Regions from separate parts of the Homo sapiens genome. Here region 2 is linked to region 1. A link is an interaction called in ENCODE POLR2A ChIA-PET data of the cell type or tissue named here. Cell type or tissue: HCT116. All regions are shown on one strand.

Region 1 (8,000 bases):
GAGTTCGAAACCAGCCTGGGCAATCTAGTGAGACCTCATCTCTACAAAAAATTTTTTTAAAATTAGCCAAGCATGTTGGTTGGTACGTGCCTGTAGTTCCTGCTGAGGTGGGAGGATTGCTTAAGCCAAGCAGGTCGAGGTTGCAGTGAGCCATGATCATGCCACTGCACTCCAGCCTGGGCAACAGAGCCAGACCCTGGCTCCCAAAAAAGAAAACAAACAAACAATTAATGAATGAAGTAATAATGATTCTTATGGTAAACCCAATTTTAAAGAAACACAGCACTGCTAGAACCATCTTCACTTCAGAAGAGGAAGATGTTTATTTCATGTCTACATCTATCCCCAGGGAAAAACAAACAGGCAAATAAGCTCCTTCCATGGAGGAGGGTACTTGTTCCCTTAGTTGTAAAGGGAATGTGGTTACTGCCGCCTTGTCCTAGACAAATTGATCACTGCACACAAAGAATAAAGGGCTGCCCTCAGGACAACAGACAAAGGTACCACCTCCCCACCAATCCCTTGGTTACTCAATAAATATGAATTCAGTTGCATATGAGCTCCTAAAGTGACCAACATTTTAAAAACTGTTAATTTGCTATATAAAGAGATATCTCATTAAGTCTTGATTTTTCACCAAGTAGATTACATAAATTCTGATTAGGGCCTGGTTAAGGAGATATTCAGGAAAAAAAACAAAAACAAAAATTTATTTTGGACTATTCTAGGCCAATCGTGAATCAATGACTCAGGTCAGAATGAAATGAAGAGGGAAATTTGTACCTGCTCCCTAAATTTATCAGTAGGGTTCTTGGGGATAATACTATTTGGGAAGACACCTAAAAAATAAAGTTTGGTTTAAAATGGCTGTTTCTGGTTGGGTGCTATAATCACAACACTGTGGGAGGACAAGTGGGATGATTGCTTGAGTCCAGGAGTTCGAGACCAGCCTGGGCAATATACTGAGACCCCATCTCCTTAAAAAAAAAAAAAAAAAAAAAAAAAATTGCCAGGCATGGTGGTCTTCACATGTAGTCCCAGCTACTTGGGAGGCTGAGGTGGGAGGATCACTTAGGCCTGGGAAGGCAAGGCTGCAGCGAACTGTGATCACACCATTGCTCTCCAGCTTAGGTGACAGAGCAAATAAAATAAAATAAAAAATTTAAAAAAAAGTCTCAAAAAATAAAATGGCTGTTTCTACAGAAAAACTAAGGAGAATTTAATTGATTTAAAGAAAATAAACATATCGTAGTTATTTCCGGTGAGAGTTTGGAATAATTGTTTATCTAAACAATTCTCACCTTTTCCACCTTGCTATGTCTGCAGAGACCTTAGCTATTTTCCGGACACCTGTGCTCTCCTGCTGCTTTGGGAACTCCAGGTAATTCCAACAATGCTCACTCCCACTCCTGTTGCATAATTCAGGTGTGCCTCTGGGAAAAGCCGTTCGGATCATTGTCTTTACCCACATAATCCTTGGTGGTGAAGGTGTGGCCTAAGGTTAATTTTCAAACTGCATAAAGATATGAAGCTATGATACCAAAAAACAGAAGGAAAAAAATGCCAATTATTTAAAAGACTCTGGGAGACAGAAGAAACCCAAGATATCTTTAACTGATGGGTTCCCAAATGCCTGCCCGTGGATCTATCAGTTTTCATTGACCTGCAGCAAGAATGACAAAAAAACAAACAATGCACTGAATTTTTCATAAAGCTTAATTTATTCAAAATAAAGAAACTGTCCTTTATTCTTAGATTATGTCCTTCCTACGTTTTTGGTGTAAAAATATTTTCTTTTATGAAATGTGATGGCAGTACAACTTTCAAATTTTGTTTTTTGTTTTGCTGTTCTTTTTTTTTTTTTTTTTGAGACGGAGTCTCAGTCTGTCACCCGGATGGAGTGCAGTGGTGTGATATTGGCTCATTGCAAGCTCCGCCTCCCAGGTTCACACCATTCTCCTGCCTCAGCCTGCGGAGTAGCTGGGACTACAGGCACCCGCCACCACGCCCGGCTAATTTTTTACATTTTTAGTAGAGACGGAGTTTCACCTTGTTAGCCAGGATGATCTCGATCTCCTGACCTTGTGATCCGCCCGCCTTGGCCTCCCAAAGTGCTAGGATTACAGGCGTGAGCCACCGTGCCCAGCCTCAAATGTTTGTTTTTAATAGTCTTATTAGGCAATGCTAAGAGTTGAACTTTTAAAATCTTTTTTTTTTTTTTTTTTTTTTTTTGAGGTGGAGTCTTGCTCTGTCACCAGGCCGGAGTGCAGTGGTGCAATCTCGGCTCACTGCAACCTCCGCCTCCCGGGTTCAAGCAATTCTCCTGCCTCAGCCTCCCGAGTAGCCGGGACTACAGGCATGCGCCACTACGCCCGGCTAATTTTTGTATTTATAGTAGAGACGGGGTTTTCACCATGTTGGCCAAGATGGTCTCAATCTCCTGACCTCATGATCCACCTGCCTCAGCCTCCCAAAGTGCTGGGATTACAGGCATGAGCCACTGTGCCCAGCCGGTTAAAATCTATTTGAATAGTCAGTGAATTTCCCAAAACCACCTACGCTGGTCGAGTGGACTTCCTTGGGTTCATCCCTGAGGTGGCACAGGGAGGTGAGTTGACTTCCCCAGAGTCACGTGGAGAGTGGGTGGCCTGGAACTCGAAGCTTTGGCTCCAGCCCGGCATCTGTCTTGCTATATAGCATGCTGCCCCTCCAGTGAACTGGATGCCAAGGGCCAGACCTCACTCGGAACAACTACGCTGCTTTGAAATCTAGTGGGTCTGGCACGAAAATCTGGACTCCTAATTCAAGGATTAAAAATGCCAAACACACCTGAGTGTGGTCTTTGAGTAAAAACAAGTTTGGAGAAAGTTGGACCGAATGAGCACAGAGTGCTTTGCGCAGGAACTCTTTTCGTCGGCCAAGTGGTCAGAAGTGCTCTCTCCCTATGCACAATAGACAACACTGTAATGTTTTCCTCATAGATCTTACAATGTAATTGTAAAAAGTGTGGCAACATTGATGACAAACAGATGGCAAATTAAACCTTGTCATAGGACAAATAACTCAAAAATAGGGAGTTTTATTGGTAAACGATGTCAGCATTTTCTAAGTGGATTTTTTTTTCCTAATGTAGAAGAAATGTGCATTCAGCCTGAATGCATTAACAATCGATCGCCCCAAATGCTGACTTTCAACACAAGACAATGTGCAGGAATTAGATATAGAAGGGATAAAGTGAGCAATTTTATAACTCAATGTGAAATCAAGTCTCTTCTCGTCTTAACAATTAAACATAGGAGAGGAAAAAACCCAACTCTTACTTACAGTAATGCCATTCTATTATAATATTCCCTTAACATTGAAGTGTTAAAGGATGCTTTTACCACTTAGCAGAGGAAGACTTGCAGCAGAGCCCCTGTATTATTTCACAAACATCCATCAAGCTCCCTCAAAGCTGAAAGCTACTCTGTGCTAATGATAGAAAGCACATTTATGCTGGGCTTCCCATATATTCAGTGGGTAGAGATTTCTAAAACATAAAGTCATTAGTGGTCAAGTAACTCATTTCCTTGGTAGAACACACGATTAGTCAGTCATCGATTCAAAGGCATTAATTCAAAGGCGCATAAACAGCCCTCTCTGTGTGAGTCATTTAAAAATTCTGTTGTCTGAATTTAAAAAGCAAGTCTTAACAGTCAACAAATTGTCAATGAATACTTAATACAATGCACCATGCCAAAAATTATGCAGAAAACCAAGAAATACATGAGGCAGGATGATGCCATTTTTGTTAAAATTAACAAGAAAGCACACATATATGCATGGCCATATGTGGTTAAACTGAAAGCTCTACACCAAGAGATTAATAAGAACTAACCTTTGGTGATGGGTTCTGGGTGACTTTGGTATTTTTTTTTTTTTTTTTTTTTGCTTCACTGCATGGTATGAGCCATGTTAAATGAACCTACATTGCTCTAAAGGGTTTTTATATGCTGCTTTTTGAAGAAGATATATAAGACATAGTCCCTGCTTCTGGTGTTTTGGGAGTAAACAATCGTGATTGGGAGGAGTGAGGCCGCCTGGAGTTATGAAGGACTGACTACGGACATCATTTGTTTGTTTTTATACTCAGCTTACCAAAAAACCGTATTTCCATCTTTATAATGCAGTAAGTCCAGCCCACATTCCAAGAACATTTCAAAATATAATTTGTACAACTACTACATTCAGCGGAAATGAAGACTTCTATGGGCTTGTCAATACTCCATTTATAACGGTTTCTGTGGCAAAATGCATTTTAATTTCCAATAAACAAGTTTACAGTGGAATTTTTGGAAAATAACTCGGAAATATGGGAAGCACTTACACACCTGCATGGTAATAATGACTCATACTTACTGTTTACTTGCTGCATTCTTTATTTGGTTTCACCCTACAACAGCCTTATGTGGGAGATTTTATTATTACTCCCATTTTACAGGTACGGAAAGCAAGGCACAGAGGTCACAAAACGTTTCGGTCACCAAATCTATGCAGAGCAAGGTTTGAAGCCAGACAGTCCAGATCCACATCCTGCCACCCAGCTCCTTCTAATCAATTAACTGCCAGTTTTCATGTGCTGTGGGTGCTGCACGTAAAAGTGATTAACATTTTTTGACGGTGTTAAGTCCGGATAAAGTAAGCATATTTCAGTATTTTGACCAAATAAAATAAAAACCTGCAACTGAACATAACTGTTTTTGTACAATTCAATTAAATGAAGCTGCTGGGCGCAGTGGCTCACGCCTGTAATCCCAGCACTTTGGGAGGCTGAGGTGGACAGATCATGAGGTGAAGAGATTGAGACCATCCCGGCCAACATGGTGAATGAAACCCCACCTCTACTAAAAATACAAAAATTAGCTGGGCGTGGTGGTGCACACCTGTAGTCCCAGCTACTCGGGAGGCTGAGGAAGGAGTGAATCTGGGAGGCGAAGGTTGCAGTGAGCCAAGATTTCGCCAACTGCACTTCAGCCTGGCGAGAGAGCAAGACTCCATCTCAAAAAAAAAAAAGGAAGCCCTGCACAGGTATCTGGAGCAGAAGTCAGCAAATTTTTTTCTGCAAAGGGCCAGAAAGTAAATATTTGAGACTTTGCAGAGAGTCTGTTACAACTACTTAGCTCTGCCACCATAGTGTGAAAACAACCCTAAACAATAACTAAACAAATGAGCATGGCTGTGTTCCAACAAAACTGCTGTCCAAAAAATGGTGGTAAGTAAGATTTTGTCTGTCAGCCATAGGTCACCACCCTGATCCAGAAGTTATATAAGTAAATAATAACGTAATGTATATTTCAAAATTGTGGAGTATAGATTTTAAATGTTTGCACCACACACAATAAGTATGTGAAGTGATGGATATGTTAATTAGCTTGATTTTATTATTCCAAAATGTATATACATATTAAAACATCACATTGCCAGGCGCAGTGGCTCATACGTGTAGTCCTAGCACTTTGGAAGGCCGAGGCAGGTGGGTTGCTTGAGCTCAAGAGTTTGAGACCAGCCTGGGCAACATGGTGAAACCCTACCTCTACAAAAAATCAGCCAGGCATCGTGGTGTCTGCCTGTAGTCCAGCTACTTGGGAGGCTGAGGTGGGAAGATCACCTGAGCCGGGGAGGCGGAGGTTGCAGTGAGCTGGGATCGTGCCACTGCACTCCAGCCTGGGTGACAGAGGGAGACCCTGTCTTAAAAAAAAAAAAAAAAAGAAAAGAAAAAAGAAAAAAAAATCACATTATATCCCACAACTATATACAATTACTATTTGTCATTTAAAAATACAATAAATTCACTTTTTTTTTTTGGAGACAGAGTCTTGCTCTGTCACCCAGGCTGAAGTGCAGTGGTGCGATTTTGGCTTGCTGCAATCTCTGCCTCCCAAACTTAAGCAATTCTCCTGCCTCAACCTCCCAAGTTACAAGTTATGCCTTGTAACTGGGATTACAAGGCATATGCCACCATACCCCGCTAATTTTGCATTTTTAGTAGAGGTAGGGTTTCACCATGTTGGCCAGCCTGGTCTCAAACTCCTGACCTCAAGTGATCCACCCGCCTCTGCCTCCCAAAGTGCTATAAAAAGAAAATAAATGTTTTAAATGATGCAATTATAATGTAGCCAATAAATCCAACTATATCTGTTAATCCTTGAAAACAGAGGTTCAGAGGTTTAACTACAGATATTGGTAAAATTCCCTTATAGTAAATAAGAAACAGCAGAGTACTGGTCAGAATGGTCCAAATGCCTTGGAATAATGCTGTTAATTATTTAACAGTATTGTTTGTTAAATACCTGATAAGTTGAACCCGACCCCCCACGACTTACCAGTGATGGGATAGGCAGCCGCTGCAAAAGTTATTACTGCAAAGGTTCCCGTGCTTTTAGCTAATAGTCAAAAAACCAGTTTAAGTAATCATAATAAGCCACTGATGTGAAAACTATTCTTCCCCAAGCTTTTTGGGTAAAAATCTAAGATGTATATTACATCAGAAGCAAAGACTCCACTTTTTAATAAGTCATCCATGATACCATACTTTCAGAAGGCACTATTGGCATCAAAGTTAAACTTTTTGGTACTATTATATAGATTTGACACAGAGTTTTGCATGTCCATGACTAACTCTCACAATAGTTCCACCAGGATATCTTTACATAGTTGCATCAAACAAAATTCCTATAGAACTTAAGCAAATATCACAGTTCCCTGTTGATAATGAAGTCAACCCATATTTGAATCAAATTTCCATTCTGCATTTTTTAAAGCCCCATAAAAAATGGCATCCGGCAAGCTAAAATTGAAACATAAAGAACAACTGAAGAACGTCAAGCATTTTCAATAGTCCATCTTCACTTCTCACATTTCCTTTAGTAAACATTAAAATGCAGAAAAACTGGCAACATTTTTAAGTCTTTTAAGTGCAGACTCAAATGTCTCTGCTTTGCAGTCAGGATGCATTATTGATAGAACTCTTTGCAAACCAGGACTTCCTCTAGGAAGAGCAGAGGTTTCAGATACCACGTGCATGACTAGAGCATGTCAAAGGGACGATATTATAGATTAAAGTAGATGAATACTGGCTGCATCTTTACTTTGTGAAATGCCAGGAGAATAACCGGGCATCATCTTTGCCCTTTGCACAGCCTGAACCAAGTGATATAAACATACAAAACCTCATTCTGAAACGGTGAAAACAATGTGAGCACACAGCATCTGTTCGGACTTTCAGATAGCTCTTCTCAAGCCAGGAATAAAGCCACAAGTTCAGTTTTTATTTTTATTTTTTATAATAGAGATGGGGTCTCCCTGTGTTGCCAGGATGGTCTGGAACTCCTGCCTTAGCCTTCCAAAGTGCTGGGATTACACACGTGAGCCACTGCACCCAGCATAAAGCCACAATTTAACTGTGGACACTGTAATATCACTTAGAAATGTCCAAAGCAGCCAATAAAGGATACAAAAATGTAGTCATCCATGTATCTCTTCTTCAGATTCTCCACGATGGAGTTCTCTGTGATCTTGGACAGTAGCACCATGTCGTCCACACCACTGTGCTTGACATTGTGGCTTTGCCAGTGGTACTGGTAGACACCTTTGCTTCCCTGGGAACATAAAACATACAATTACTAGGATAGTTTGTTTTCCCCTGTAGTAACAAAGACAAAATGCTGTTAATTTCCCAAATATTCTTAAAATAAAATGTAGCAGAAAGAGCAGTGCAGAGAAAGATTCTGCAATCAATAAGATGAGGATTCAAGTTCCAGCTTTGCTACCTACAGACTAAGTTAAGTGGGGAAAAGCTACCTAAGCTCATGTGTCCCTGAAGTGACACAAAGTGACTTCTCTTTTCTCATTTGTAAAATGGGAGACAGACCCATTTCACAACGCTGCTGTAAGGATTAAATAAAATAATATGTGTGAAGTGCTAAACAGTGTCAGGAATACAGCACAACACACGGTTGACA
Region 2 (8,000 bases), 190 kb after region 1:
CAGGGTCTCACTCTGTTCCCCAGGCTAGAGTGCAGTGGCACAGTCACAGCTCACTGCAGCCTTGACCTCCTGGGCTTAGGTGATCTCCCACCTAGCCTCCTGAGTAGCTGGGACTATAGTTATGTGCCACCATGCCCAGCTAATTTTTAAATAATTTTTTTTGTAGAGATAGGGTCTCGTTGTGTTGCCCAGGCTGATCTTAAACTCCTGGGCTCAAGCAGTCCTCCCACCTCAGCCACCCAAAGTGTTGGGATTACAGGTGTGAGCCACTGTGCTGGCCTTAAATACTTTTTAAATGAATCGTTAACATTTTAAAATCAAGCGATTTCACATACAAGTCGGGATTTGCTAGCTTTTCTTGAGAAATATCAGATCATCTGGAAAAAGGGACCTGAAATCCCTGATGGTCACTCATGGGTGGAGCAGAACTGTGGCTCCCTTTAGCTGGGAAATGCCCTTTCCAGATCTCTAAATCCCTGACACTCCCTATTGCCTCATATGTAGTATGCTTCACTCATTTATGTCGCCTGCCTGACCCACGTAGGCATTGAGTTTGTAACCACTGTTTCAGAGAGGGAGGAGGAGGAGAGCATGTTAGGAGACTTTGTTAATGCACTTGATCTTGATAACATAGATTATATTGGGGAGACATCTCGGTGTACCCAACTCTGCCAGCCTCTTGCTCTTGGAAGTCATGGAGACCGCTTCTAAAACACTGAAGTCTGTGGGCATGATTATTTAAAGATCTTTCCCGGCTTGTGAAGAAAACTTTTTTAGGCAGAAATCCTGCCTCAAACCCTATTTAGCTTGTAGTTATAGATAATTTGTATTTCCAGACTTCTCTGGGAAGTTTTGAATCTGGCTTTAAACATTATTTTTTCCCAATTAACAACCCTCATGGTTCCCTTCTGCAGGCGAGTGAGAACCATGCCCCGACACAGCCAGTCCCTGACCATGGCACCATACTCATCTGTAAGCCTCGTGGAGCAGCTGGAAGACAGGATCCTCTGCCATGAGAAAACCACCGCCGCCCTCGTAGAGCACGCCTTTCGGATTAAAGATGACATTGTCAACAGTTTGCAGAAAATGCAAAACAAAGGGGGAGGTGACCGCTTGGCCAGGCTTTTCTTGGAGGAGCATATCAGAAACATAACTGCCATAGTGAAGCAACTTAATCGGGATATCGAGGTAAGGTTTGTGAAAGTCAGGTGGCCTATGTCCCTTTCCACAGAATTGCTCCATGTCAGGAGGTCACCCACATCTAACTCCTACCTCCCAGGCAGTACTGCATTTAGAACAAAGCTGTCTGTCTTGTCTATTCTTAATGATCGCCAAGGAGACAGCTTGCAGAAATATCCTAATTAAATTTATTCCAGTGTTTGATAACAGTTACTGTTAGTGTTATGTTTAATCTAAATTTACCTTGCTGATTATTAAATGATTTTATTTTGTTTGGCTCTTAATGAAGAGAGAGAAGAACTAGTCGAATAGTTTCACTCTATAATCTTTCATATCTTTGAAGACAGCTATTAAGTCAATTACTAAGGTCAGACTCTGTTGCTTCAGATTAAATGTTTCTAGGTCATAATGATTATATGTAATACAGTTTATTACTCAAACAATTTAGGCATTTGGATTGCTCCTCAGACTCCCCTTTTTACTGCTGTAGTTTTCTTTGAAATGAGACCAATAAAAGGCCAATATTGTCTATTTTTAGAATTGGTAGATTTACTGCTATTTATTGAGCAATCACAGGGACCACACAGTTTAGTTCAGAAAGCTTCAGATCATTTAGGGCTTGGGTTTCCCTCACTACGCAATGTTCATATCTTTCACATGTAATGACTGAATATATGAATACTAATAGATATATGGCTAGATTAAGGAAAACTTTTGCTTCCTGTGATGGAGATTATATCTGAATTATGCTTCCTAAAATTAAACCTCATTTCTTTTTTTTCCATTGTCAGATTTGTATGTATGTATTTATTTTAACCGCTTTATTGAGATATAATGTAAATGTCACAAAAAGTGTAAAATTAAATGATTTTTAGTAAATTTATAAAATTGTGCAACCTCAACACAATTCAATTTTAGGACACTGCCATCACCTTCCCAAAATTCACATAAGCCTGTTTGCAGTCAATTCCTACTTCTACCCCAGCCCAGGCAACCACTCATCTACTTTCTATCTCTAGAAATTGGTCTTTTCCAGACATTTCATATAAATGGAAACCTTACAATATGAGGTCTTTCGCATCTGGCTTCTTTCTTTCCTTTTCTTTCTTTTTGTTTGTTTGTTTGTTTGTTTGTTTTGAATGCAGTTGTGCAATCATGGCTCACTGAAGCCTTGACCTCTCAGGCTCAACCGATCCTCCTGCATCGGCGTCCCAAGTAGCTGGGACTACAGGTGTGCACAATCATGCCCAGCTAATTTTTGTATTTTTAATACTACAAGGTCCATCTATACTATAGTATTTTTTGTAGAGACATCGTCTCACTATGTTGCCCAGACAGGGCTTGAACTCCTGGGCTCAAGCAATCTGTCTGCCTCAGCCTCCCAAAGTGCTGGGATTACAGATGTGAGCCACTGTGCCCAGCCTGGCCTCTCTCATTTAGCATAATCTTTCTGCGGTTCAGACATATCCTAGCATGTATCATATTCCTTTTTATGTCTGAGTAATATTCTATTTTCTGGATATACCACATTCTGTTTAACCATTCATGAACTGATGGGCATTTGGTTTGTTTCCAGTTCTTAGCTTTTATGAGTAAAGCTGCTATGAACATTTGTGACAGGTCTTTGATGTGAAAATATGTCTTTATTTCTCTTGGGTAAATTACTAGGAGTAGAATTGCTGGGTCTTATAGTGAGCTTATGTTTAACTTTTTAAAACATAGCTGGCAGGGCGCGGTGGCTCATGCCTGTAATCCCAGCTCTTAAGGAGGCCGAGGCAGGTGGATCACAAGGTCAGGAGATTGAGACCATCCTGGCTAACACAGTGAAACCCCATCTCTACTAAAAACACAAAAAATTAGCTGGGCGAGGTAGCGGGTGCCTGTAGTCCCAGCTACTCGGGAGGTTGAGGCAGGAGAATGGCGTGAACCTGGGAGCTGCAGCTTGCAGTGAGCCAAGACCATGCCACTGCCCTCCAGCCTGGGCGACAGAGCGAGACTGCATCTCAAAAAAAAAAAAAAAAAACATAGCCAAATAATTTTCCAAAGTGGCTATAACATTTTACAATCCCACAAGCAATGTATGAAGGTCCCAGTTTCTCTACCCCCTCAGCAATACTTGGCATTATCTTTTTTTATTATAGTCATTCTAATGGATGTGTAGTGGTATCTCATTGTGGTTTTAATTTGTATTTTCCTAATGACTAATGATCTTGAACACCTTTTCATATGCTTATTGATCATTTGTATGTCTTTGTTGGTGAAATGTCTATGTAAGTCTTCTACCCATTTTATTAAAGTTAGATTTTCTTCATTGTGGGGAAAAAAGCTACCATTTTAACCATTTTAAGTGTATAATCTAATGACATTAAGTACATTCACAATGTTGGGCAATCATTATTACTGTCTATTTCCAAAAGATTTCCATCATCCCAAAGTGAGACTTTGTTCCCATTAAAAAGTAACTCCCCACTCCACTTTCCCCTCAGCCCCTGGTGACCTCTATTCTATTTTCTGTCCTTATGAATTTGCTTATTCTAGCTACTTCATATAAGTGGAATCAGACAATAATTTGTACTTTTGTGTCTGGCTTTTTTCACTTAGCATAATGTTTTCAAGGTCCATCCATAATGTAGCATGTATCAGAATTCATTTTTATATTGGGTTATTTGTCATATTATTGATAACTTATGAAAGTTTTTATGTAGTTTAGATACAAGTCCCTTATCAGATATGTGATCTACAAATATTTTCTCCCACTCTGTGGCTTATATTTTCGTTTTCCTAATAGTGTCTTTTGAAGTGTGAACATTTTTAGTTTTATTGAAGTCTAATATCAATTTTTTTCTTCAATGGTTTATTCTTTTTGTGTTGCATCTTTACAACTATTTGCTTATTAATTCAAGGTCACAAAGATTTTCTCCTATGTTTAATTCAAGATTCTCAGTTTATACACTTAGGTCTGTGAACCATTTTGAGGTAATTTTTGTATATGGTGTGAGGTAAGGGTCTAAGTTAATTTTTTTTTCATCTCGCTATCTTAGGAAAATCTATCCTTTTCCCATTTGTCCTTTTGTTGAAAATCAATTGAACATAAAATATAACGGTTTATTTCTGGATTCCACTGTTCTGTATGATTTTCTTAATGTCAATGCCACATTGTCTTGATTTCTAGTTTTAGAGTATATTTTTGAAATAAGGTAATGTAAGTTCTCCAACTTGCAACTAATGTAAGTTCTTTTTAAAAGGTAGTTTTGGACTAGTCTATGTCCTTTGCATTTTCGTTTAAATTTTAGGATTAGCTTATCAGTTTATATTAAACAGTGACTTTGATAGAGATTGCTTTGCATGTATAGATTTTAAAAAGGCTGGGTGCAGTGGCTCACACCTGTAATCCCAGCACTTTGGGAGGCAGAGGTAGGAGAATCACTTGAACACAGGAATTTGAGACCAGCCTGAGCAACATAGTGAGACCCTATCTTTCTCTAAAAATAACAATAATAATAATAATAATAAAAAGAAATAATGTATAGATCCATTTGGGGAGAGTTGCCATCTTAATTACTGTGTCTGATTGTTCAAGGAACCAACTTTTGGTTTTATTAATTTTGTCAGTTTTTTTTGTTTTTGTTATTAATTTAAAAATTTTAAAATTGACAGACAATAATTATACATATTCTTGGGGTACCTAGTGATGTTTCAATACATCTAATATGCAGTGACCAGATCAAGGTAATTTTGTGTCGTTTAACAAGTTGCTATATCTCCTTCCCTTCCCCCTACCCATCCCATCCTCTAGTATTCTCTATTCTAATTTTTACTTCTTTGAGATCAACTTTTTTTAGCTTTCACATATGAGTAAGAACATGCAGTGTTTAACTTTCTGTTCCTGGCTTATTTCACATAACATAATGTCCTGCTGTTCTATCCGTGTTGTTGCAAAAGACAGAATTTTGTTCTTTTTTATGGCTGATAGTATTCCATTGTGTATATACACCACATTGTCTTTATCCATTCATCCATTGTTGGACACCTAGGTTTGATTCCATATCTTGGCTATTATGAATAGTGCTGCAATAAACATGGGGGTGAAGATGTCTCTTCAATATACTGATTTCCTTTCCTTTGGATAAATTCCCAGTAGTGGGATTGCTGGATCATATGGTAGTTCTATTTGTAGTTTTTTGAGGAACCTCCATACTTTTCTCCATAGTGGCTGTACTAGTTTACATTCCCGCCAACAGTGTATAAGAGCTCCCTTTTCTCTGTATCCTTGCCAGCATGAGTTACTTTTTGTGTTTTGGTAATAGCAGTTATAACTGGAGTGAGATGATACCTCATTGTGATTTTGATTTGCATTTCCCTGATAATTAGTGATATTGGGCCTTTTTTCATACATTTGTTTGCCATTTGTATGTCTGCTTTTGAGAAATATTTGTTCAAATCATTTACCCATTTAAAAAATTGGATATTTTTTGCTATTGAGTTGTTTGAGTTCCTTCTGTATTCTGGATATTAATCCCCTATTGGATGAGTAGTTTGCAGGTATTTTTCTCCCATCCTGTAGATTGTCTTTTCACTTTGTGGATTGCTTCCTTTATTGTGCAGAAGCGTTTTTGTTTGATATAATCCATTTGTTTATTTTTGCTTTTGTTGTCTGTGCTTTTGAGGTCTTATTAATAAAATCTTCTCCTAGACCAGTGTCCTGAAGTGTTTCCCCTATGTTTTCTTCTAGTAGTTTTATCATGTTGGGCCTTACATTTAGGTCTTTTGTCCATTTGGAGTTTATTTTTGTATTGGGTGAGAGGTGGGGGCCTAGTTTAATTCTTTTGCATATGGATGTCCAGCTTTCCCAGCACCATTTATTGAAGATTTGTCTTTCCCTCAATGAGTATTCTTGGCACCTTTGTCCAAAATCAGATGGCTGTAGATACGTGGATTAATTTCTAGGTTCTCTTTTCTGTTCCATTGTTCTATGTGTCTATTTTTATGCCAGTACCATGCTGTTTTGGTTACTACAGCTATGTAGTATATTTTGAGGTCTGGTAGTGTGATGCCTCTGGCTTTGTTCTTATTTATTTATTTACTTATTTATTGAGATACAGTCTCACTCTTTTGCCCAGGCTAGAGTGCAGTGGCGTGATATTGGCTCACGGCAACCTCAGCCTCCCAGGTTCAAGTGTTTCTCCTGCCTCAGCCTCCTGAGTAGCTGAGATTACAGGCACATGTCATCATGCCAGGCTAATTTTTGTATTTTTAGTAGAGACAGGGTTTCACCATGTTGGCTAGGCTGGTCTCCAACTCCTGACCTCAGGTGATCCGCCCATCTCGGCCTCCCAAAGTGCTGGGATTACGGGCATGAGCCATTGCGCCTGGCCCTAGTTTTGTTCTTGCCCAGGGTTGCTTTGTCTATTCGCGGTCTTTTGTGGTTCCATACAAATTTTAGGGTTTTTGGTTGAGTGCAGAGAACATCCTTTTTGTTTTCTTTCCTTTTCTTTTCTTTTTTCTTTTTAAATTATACTGTAAGTTTTAGGGTACATGCGCACAACGTGCAGGTTTGATACATAGTTATACATGTGCCATGTTGGTTTGCTGCACCCATCAACTCATCATTTACATTAGATATTTCTCCTAATGCTATCCCGCCCCCAGCCCCCCGTCCGCTGACAGACCCCGGTGTGTGATGTTCCCTGCCATGTGTCCAAGTGATCTCATTGTTCAGTTCCCACCTGTGAATGAGAACATGCGGTGTTTGGTTTTCTGTCCTTGTGATAGTTTGCTGAGAAAGTTTGCTGAGAATGATGGTTTCCAGCCTGATCCGTGTCCCTGCAAAGGACATGAACTCATCCTTTTTTATAGCTGCATAGTATTTCATGGTGTATATGTGCCACATTTTCTTAATCCAGTCTATCACTGATGGACATTTGGGTTGGTTCCAAGTCTTTGCTATTCTGAATAGTGCTGCAATAAACATACATGTGCATGATTTATAGTAGTATGATTTGCAATCCTTTGGGTATATACCCAGTAATGGGATTGCTGGGTCAAATGGTAATTCTAGTTCTAGATCCCTGAGGAATCGCCACACTGTCTTCCACAATGGTTAAACTAATTTACACTCCCACCAACAGTGTAAAAGCGTTCCTATTTCTCCACATCCTTGCTAGCATCTGTTGTTTCCTGACTTTTTAATGATTGCCATTCTAACTGGCGTGAGATGGTATCTCTTTGCGGTTTTGATTTGCACTTCTGTGATGACCAGTGATGATGAGCATTTTTTCATGTGTCTGTTGGCTGCATAGACGTCTTCTTTTGAGATGTGTCTGTTCATTTCCTTTGCCCACTTTTTGATGGGGTTGTTTGTTTTTTTCTTGTAAATTTGTTTGAGTTCTTTGTAGATTCTGGATGTTAGCCCTTTGTCAGATGGGTAGATTGCAAAAATTTTCTCCCATTCTGTAGGTTGCCTGTTCACTCTGATGGTAGTTTCTTTTGCTGTGCAGAAGCTCTTTAGTTTAATTAGATCCCATTTGTCTATTTTGGCTTTTATTGCCATTGCTTTTGGTGTTTTAGGCATGAAGTCCTTGCCCATGCCTATGTCCTGAATGGTACTGCCTAGGTTTCTTCTAGGGTTTTTAGGGTTTTTAGGTCTAACATTTAAGTCTTTAATCCATCTTGAATTAGTTTTTGTATAAGGTGTAAGGAAGGGATCCAGTTTCAGCTTTCTGCATATGGCTAGCCAGTTTTCCCAGCACCATTTATTAAATAGGGCGTCCTTTCCCCATTTCTTGTTTTTGTCAGGTTTGTCAAAGATCAGATGGTTGTAG

Evidence for each region. Peaks named below come from ENCODE experiments on the same cell type or tissue, not always from the same donor. Only the 100,000 strongest peaks of a DNase experiment are listed, where the experiment ranks them.
Region 2: POLR2A ChIA-PET joins it to region 1 with 5 read pairs; 3 of 35 experiments call an interaction of 5 or more read pairs at or near these places.

The regions. Positions count from the first base shown.
Region 1 is chr15:59,264,813-59,272,812 of GRCh38, forward strand. MYO1E (myosin IE) reads right to left here. Exons shown (of 28, transcript NM_004998.4): 2 at 7,494-7,637. Among named protein-coding and RNA genes, the nearest start is that of LDHAL6B, 62 kb to the left of the region's middle. In HCT116, no CTCF peak of the experiment used is centred here; a DNase peak (open chromatin) is centred at 3,596; H3K4me3 peaks cover 1,435 bases; H3K27ac peaks cover 1,935 bases.
Region 2 is chr15:59,459,019-59,467,018 of GRCh38, forward strand. It overlaps FAM81A (family with sequence similarity 81 member A), which reads left to right. Exons shown (of 9, transcript NM_152450.3): 3 at 915-1,188. Among named protein-coding and RNA genes, the nearest start is that of FAM81A, 25 kb to the left of the region's middle. In HCT116, no CTCF peak of the experiment used is centred here; no DNase peak of the experiment used is centred here.